Linked DNA regions of Homo sapiens: region 2 is linked to region 1. A link is a contact called in ENCODE Hi-C or POLR2A ChIA-PET data. All regions are on one chromosome and are shown on one strand. Each heading gives the region's core, a stretch centred on a gene start or an enhancer-like site at or near the end of the contact. The rest is flanking DNA. Distances are from core to core; before and after follow the strand shown.

Region 1 (3,681 bases), core at 627-3,126:
TCACACTCAGCTGCTAAGAAGTAATGTGTGGGCGCCTTCATGTGCTGCATCTGTAATACGACCTACTGTAGATTCATTTTTCTTGTTAGATAATGCATCCTTAACCTGAGTAGCTCCCTCTAGAAATCTCAAGTTGAATTTCAACCAGGGAATGGCCCGATTCATTGCCTGCTGATTGCTAAGAGGTATGACTTGTAGGTAGATATGCAGTGCAATTAAACGGATACTCACACCCCCAAAAAGAACTTTAATGGATGGATGGATGGATGGATGGATGGCCAGACGGAAGGGTAGGTAGGTGGTTGGACAGACAGGTAAACAGTAGTGAACAAATAAATGGACAGATAAGTAGACAGATCCATTCAGACAGAAGATTGAAATTTGCCCCTGACAAATGATTTCCCACAGTGTCATCACTAAAACAAAAATCAGAAAAATACAAGAAACAATAGGACCACTCCCAAAATCCTTAATCAACTGCTTCAATCAAGAAAAGGTAGGGTGGGAAAAAACTGTCAATCACTTTAAAAATTGCTACACAACTGCATTCATTTTTAAAGATCAGGTAAAAAATTTTCAAAAGCTAACGGAAACCTCCTAAAAAGTTTACTGGTACCAGGAGTTCCAGACCAGCCTGGGCAACATAACACTCATCTCTAAAAGAAACAAAAAATAAAAAAATTAGCAGGGCATGATAGACCACTCCTGGAGTCTCAGAAAGCCCTGTCTCAAAAAAAAAAAAAAAAAAAGGCCAGGCACCGTGGCTCATGCCTGTAATCCCAGCACTTTGGGAGGCCGAGGCGGGTGGATCACGAGGTCAGCAGATCGAGACCACCCTGGCTAACATGGTGAAACCCCGTCTCTACTGAAAATACAAAAATTAGCCGGACATGGTGGTGGGTTCCTGTAGTCCCAGCTACTTGGGAGGCTGAGGCAGGAGAACGGCGTGAACCCGGGAGGCGGAACTTGCAGTGAGCCCAGATCGCACCACTGCACTCCAGCCTGGGCGACAGAGCGAGACGCCATCTCAAAAAACAAAAACAAAAGTCTATTGGTAAGAGACACGCATAGAAAACACCACCACCACACTTGATTCACCTAGCACCTACCAACACCTCAAGCTTTACATAATGACTCACATTTCCAAAACCTAGATAATGAAGGACAATCAGATCCAGAGCTACACCAGTGCCCAAAGAGCAAATCCACCCTCCGTCTGACTCAGAGCTCCCTCTTACTGCACAGCTAGTCCGTGCCTGAGACATAACGGGCATTCGTCATGAGCAACTGAGCACAGATGGGTCTGTGACTGCCTCCCATGTGTCAGGCACTGTGCTGGGTGCTTTGCATTTTCAAATAACCTGGCAAGGTGTATATCACCAGCTCTATTTTACACCTAGGAACTGTAGCTCTGGAAGAGAAACGCCCAGGTGGTCTAGGCCTCACTGGTACCCAACTCTGTTTTGCAGCCGGTATGCCCCATTTGTGTTGATGATCACTAGATAAGAGACTTAAGACTATGCACTTCCTCTCGGCCATGGTCCAGAACTGAGACACGGTTTCCTCAACTCATCACGGACACAGTAACGGAAAAACCCTGCGCAGGCTCTCTAGCTCCCAGCAGTGCATTTTCACTGACTCTCACGTATCACCTGCTCTGTCACCCACCACCTCCCCACCTTCTTTTTTCTTAATGTAAAAGAAATAAAACCTGAGAGGTTATACACCTGCCATCACAAAGCCCCTCTCCCAGTAAAAGCAGGAGGATGAGAGCACATCCACTGCTGTCAGTCACTGCTCTCCTCAACACTGAGTTCAACGAAACAGCCTTTCTTCCTTCTTCACCCAGCTGAAAACTTAACTTTGAGAATTAGCAAAACTGCCCATAAGCCCCGAGCCCCAGGGCATCTGAGTGCTGGTGAAACATGGGCCATCCCACAGGACATGGATCGTCTTAACCGTCTTGGCCATACCTTACTCCAACCCATAAGAGAAAATCAGCCAGGTGTGGTGGCTCCCACCTATAATCCCAGCACTTTGGGAGGACGAGGCAAGAGGATCACATGAGCCCAGGAGCTAAAGACCAGCTGGGCAACATAATAAGACCCACCCTCTCAAAAAAAAAAGGGGAAAAAAAAAAAGATATGACTTGGCTCTGTGTTCTCATCTTGAATTGTAGCTCCCATAATTTCCACGTGTCGTGGGAGGGGCCTGGTGGGAGGTAATTGAATCGCGCGGATGGATCTTTCCTGTGCTGTTCTCATGATGGTGAATAAGTCTCACAAGATCTGATGTTTTTATAAAGGGGAGTTCCCCTACACAAGCTCTCTTGCCTGCCACCATGTGAGACGCGACTTTGCTCCTCATTCACCTTCTGCCATGATTGTGAGGCCTCCCCAGCCATGAGGAACTGTGATTCCATTAAACCTCTTTCCTTTATAAATTACCCTGTCTCTGGTATGTCTTTATTAGCGGCGTGAGAACAGACTAATACAGGAGGATTTTACCTTCTGGACCAACAGGGACAGCATCGTCAGCAACCCTGCTCCTGGAACAATTTTCTCCTGCTTCTCCTGTTCCATCAAAAGACTAACTCATTATTTTGTCCAAAGATACTATCTACATTTATGAAGACTGAGAAAGTTACTTTAACCACTTTTGTAATGCAAAGATATTTTATAGGTACTTAATATTTAATTGTAATTCAATGATGTTCTCACAGAAGTAACTCTGCCAGCATTCTGTATCTGCACAGCACATAAGCTCAGAAAAGTTCTGTTTCTATCCAAGTTAACATACAATTCTAATAAGTTTTTTCTTGCAACATACCTGCTACTTCCCCTTTGTGACTACAACTGTATTATACTTCAGCACTTGGTTGAAAATAGCTGATTGAAAGTGGTGATGTACATGTCAATATTCGCTTGTTTTCAGGTTTTTATTCCCCCGTCTGTGTTTGAGAGACATTAATCAGAAAGGAAAGGATAAGTTGGTATCTGTGCAGAAGAGGGTTAAGAAAGCAGGCCCCAGCAGCCCTCCTTTCAAAGCCCTGCTTACAGGGGTGGCCCGTGGCTGGGGTCTGCGGACTTGGATTTCTGGAGGATTCCCACCACCCTAACTAGTAAGTGGGGTTCGCTGTGCCTCAACTGTTTTCCAACAATATGGTTTATGCTGAATGCCTGCTTTCCTGCCAGAAGGCTGGGATTTTGGCAAAGGCTACCTGTCACCAGCCTCCAGTAAAAACCCTGGGGGCTAAGTCTCGGATGCGCTTCTTTGGCTGGCAACATTTCACTACCTTGTATTGGTCTACCTTGTTCTGGGGGAAATTAGCCCCTCCTGTGAGCCTCCATGGGGGCGGGGCTTTCAGAAACTTGTGCCTGGTTCCCTTCAGACCTCACCCCATGCACCCTTTCGCCTAGCTGGTTTTGCTTCGTTATCTTTCTACTGTAATAAATCATGCCCATGAGTATTAGATCCTGAGTCCTGTGAGTACTCCCAGTAAATCCTGGAAGCAGGAAGTGGTCTTGGGGACTCCACCCAGCACCACATTTGCACAACCAAACAATAATCAACTTTTCACCCCTCGTTCCCTTAACCCTTCAAAGGATGCACCAACCCCCACGAGCTTCTTGCAAAGCGCGCAGGGTCAAACACGCGTGCTTTCCCAGTTCCCTGAATTCA
Region 2 (3,681 bases), core at 589-3,088, 270 kb before region 1:
GGAGCTGCAGCCGGGAAGGACATGGCAGGTGGGCTACGGGTCAGACAGGCTGGGTTGGAGCTGGGTCAGCAAGGACAGAGGACGGAGATGATGCCAGGGATGCGAGGATCCAAGTGGAGGGCTGCCCACTGAAGAGGTGGGTTGCGTTTTCATCCCGGAGGGGTTACAGTGGGGCACACTGCAGCTGAGGCATCGATGATGAGACACAAGCAGGGCTGCTCCGGGGCGCGCACAGCCGAAACGCAGAACCTGACCCAAGCCAGGCTTCTAAGATGAGAAGTCACCGCTTATCGGGTGGTGCTGAAGACCACTTTCAGAGGGCAAGGCGGGGGACGGGGCCTGGGGAAGGAGGAGGGACGGGCCCCTAGAGGAAGGGGCTTCCGAGGGTCCTGTGGGCGTCCTGGAGGAAACAGGCCGGCTCTGAGGCTGGCAGTGTTACCGGAAGCCACACCAGGCTGCCTAACTTGGGGACACTTCTGCAAGTGCTGGCTCTGGAAGGGAATAAAATGATCCTGCCTTGGATATTCAGGGGTAACGATAATACTTCGGGAAGTATTTGCCCAAAACCCGAGGAAAAGGGGCAAGATTTGAAACAAAACTAAGTTTCAAGTCCAGGTTCTCCCTCTTACTAGTCAGGGACCCAGGTAAAGTTTTAAAAATCTGTGCTCAGCTGGGCGTGGTGGCTCATGCCTATAATCCCAGCACTTTGGGAGGCTGAGACAGGCGGGTCACAAGGTCAGGAGTTCGAGACCAGCCTGGCCAATATGGTGAAATCCTGTCTCTACTAAAAAATACAAAAATTAGCAGGGTGTGGTGGTGCGTGCCTGTAGTCCCAGCTACTCGGGAGGCTGAGGCAGGAGAATCGCTGGAACCTGGGAGGCGGAGGCTGTAGTGAGCTGAGATCGCACCACTGCATTCCAGCCTGGGCGACAGAGCAAGACTACGTCTCAAAAAAAAAAAATCTGTGCTCAGGTCGTGGAGTCAGAGATGAAACCACGCATGTGAAAGCAGTCTGAAACTGCAGTGCGATGTACAAATCATGGATGCTGTGTTTCTTGGAGAGGGACCCACAGAGCATGGGTTTCTAGGATCAATACCTAGAAACTGAGCAGTGACAGACACTGCATCGACAGAGTGAGGCGTGCGTTCTGCCAGCTCCCAGCATGCTCCTTTCCAGAGGACGAAGGCCATGCAAGGACAGAGGGCCGGAATTTTAAGAACTGGATGCCTGAGGATCAAGAAGAGAACGGCTCTCCAGTGCAGCCCTGCACAGCTGGCCCTTTCCCACTGAGGCAGGAGCAGTTTTGCAGAGGGAATCTGCTGGTTATGCAGCCCAGAAGCCCCTAACCCCGCCATTTCTCAGGGGTGCTCTTACAATGAGGTGTTTCTGCCTCACATCAATACACTGATGAGGCGGGTTATGGGCTGGGCTGCTGGAATGAGAGCTGAGCACGATGGGGAGCGGGTGGTCAGGGAGCCAGGCGCCGGCCTCAGATTGCAAGCTGCTCCCCCGAGCTGAGGAGGCCAATTAAGCAGGCAGTTTTCAAGCAACAACTGGCTTTAGCTGAAGGTTTTGACAAATAAACTGAGATGCATCGACCGCCGTCCACGTAAAGACTCAGCCCAGAGGGCCAGGGCAACAGAAAAAGCACTGGGTTCTGAGAATGAAGGCACCTTCCTTTGTTTTAACCACAGGTTCCACAAGTCAAATCGAAGCCCACACATTCACGGTGAAGCTCCTCAAACATGTCTCACGAGAGTGTAATGAAGCATCACTGACTCAAATCTCACTAATTCTGAATTTGAGGCATGCAAATCAGGGTGGGAGAACTTAGATGTGCCCTTGGTATCGGAGTCTGGCAACTATGTGGTGTATACTACCAGATGTCTGTTCTGATACGGTCATTATGCCAGGTGGGAACCACGGATGATGATGCCTTTTCATACCTTCATTTTCAGCGCTCGGCAGGGGTCATTTACATATCTGTTTAATACACACATTTTCACTAACTCAAACCGCCCCCACCCTCCCCGCAGGCAGGAACCTGGGAGCTCCCACTTCGCTGGCTAGGGGGACTGGGGTGGACTCTCTCGGCTGCTGCTCACTCGCCCAAATTACAAGCACACTTAGACCAAGGGCCTCGTTAAACAGAAGAGGAAACAAGACTTGAAACCACACACGCGCAGAACGGCAGCCAGCAGGCAACACACACTCCCTGCGTGGCACGGGCTCAGTGGGAAGACCCAGCAGGCGACACACACACATCCTGGGCGGCACGGGCTCGGTGGGAAGACCCAGCAGGCGACACACACACCCTGCATGGCACGGGCTCGGTGGAAGACCCGGCAGGCGACACACACACCCTGAGTGGCACGGGCTCGGTGGGAAGACCCGGCAGGCGACACACACACCCTGCATGGCACAGGCTCGGTGGAAAACCCAGCAGGCGACACACACACCCTGTGTGGCACGGGCTCGGTGGAAGACCCGGCAGGCGACACACACACCCTGTGTGGCACGGGCTCGGTGGAAGACCCGGCAGGCGACACACACACCCTGCGTGGCACGGGCTCGGTGGAAGACCCGGCAGGCGACACACACATCCTGGGTGGAGGGGCTTGGTGGAAGACCCGGCAGGCGACACACACACCCTGCGTGGCACGGGCTCGGTGTGAAGACCCAGCAGGCGACACACACATCCTGGGCGGAGGGGCTTGGTGGAAGACCCGGCAGGCGACACACACACCCTGCGTGGCACAGGCTCGGTGGGAAGACACGGCAGGCGACACACACACCCTGCGTGGCACGGGCTCGGTGGGAAGACACGGCAGGCGACACACACACCCTGCGTGGCACGGGCTCGGTGGGAAGACACGGCAGGCGACACACACACCCTGCGTGGCACGGGCTCGGTGGGAAGACACGGCAGGCGACACACACACCCTGCGTGGCACGGGCTCGGTGGAAGACCCGGCAGGCGACACACACACCCTGCGTGGCACGGGCTCGGTGTGAAGACCCGGCAGGCGACACACACACCCTGCGTGGCACGGGCTCGGTGGAAGACCCGGCAGGCGACACACACACCCTGCGTGGCACGGGTTCGGTGGGAAGACACGGCAGGCGACACACACACCCTGCGTGGCACGGGCTCGGTGGAAGACCCGGCAGGTGACACACACATCCTGGGCAGCACGGGCTCGGTGGAAGACCCGGCAGGTGACACACACACCCTGCGTGGCACGGGCTCGGTGTGAAGACCCAGCAGGTGACACACACATCCTGGGCGGCACGGGCTCGGTGGAAGACCTGGCAGGTGACACACACACCCTGCGTGGCATGGGCTCGGTGTGAAGACCCAGCAGGTGACACACACATCCTGGGCGGCACGGGCTCGGTGGAAGACCTGGCAGGTGACACACACACCCTGCGTGGCACGGGCTCGGTGTGAAGACCCAGCAGGTGACACACACATCCTGGGCGGCACGGGCTCGGTGGGAAGACCCGGCAGGCGACACACACACCCTGCGTGGCACAGGCTCGGTGTGAAGACCCGGCAGGCGACACACACACCCTGCGTGGCACGGGCTCGGTGGAAGACCCGGCAGGCGACACACACATCCTGGGCGGAGGGGCTTGGTGGAAGACCCGGCAGAGACTCGGGGCTCAGATGAACAGCA

The links. Hi-C counts contacts between places; a loop is a spot of excess contacts on that map. ChIA-PET counts read pairs that join two places held with the same protein, here RNA polymerase II (POLR2A). Pooled maps may share reads with other maps.
Region 2: a map with no recorded cell type shows a loop between it and region 1 (10-fold over the local background). The contact joins two enhancer-like sites. A Hi-C loop is called at or near these places in 1 of 168 maps with a recorded cell type or tissue (SK-MEL-5), 4 of 37 single-sample maps with no recorded cell type and 9 of 50 pooled maps. POLR2A ChIA-PET finds 5 or more read pairs at or near these places in 2 of 52 experiments (PC-9 and activated CD4-positive, alpha-beta T cell).

What each region holds. Positions count from the first base shown.
Region 1 is chr17:80,603,378-80,607,058 of GRCh38, reverse strand. All of the region lies in intron 1 of RPTOR (regulatory associated protein of MTOR complex 1), which reads right to left. Among named protein-coding and RNA genes, the nearest start is that of RPTOR, 60 kb to the right of the region's middle. Within about 2 kb of position 1,876, at least 2 of the 41 ENCODE cell types and tissues checked have a DNase peak (open chromatin) inside an H3K27ac peak, as active enhancers do.
Region 2 is chr17:80,875,633-80,879,313 of GRCh38, reverse strand. All of the region lies in intron 13 of RPTOR (regulatory associated protein of MTOR complex 1), which reads right to left. Among named protein-coding and RNA genes, the nearest start is that of CHMP6, 110 kb to the left of the region's middle. RefSeq lists enhancers at 123-722, 1,940-1,989. Within about 2 kb of position 1,838, at least 4 of the 41 ENCODE cell types and tissues checked have a DNase peak (open chromatin) inside an H3K27ac peak, as active enhancers do.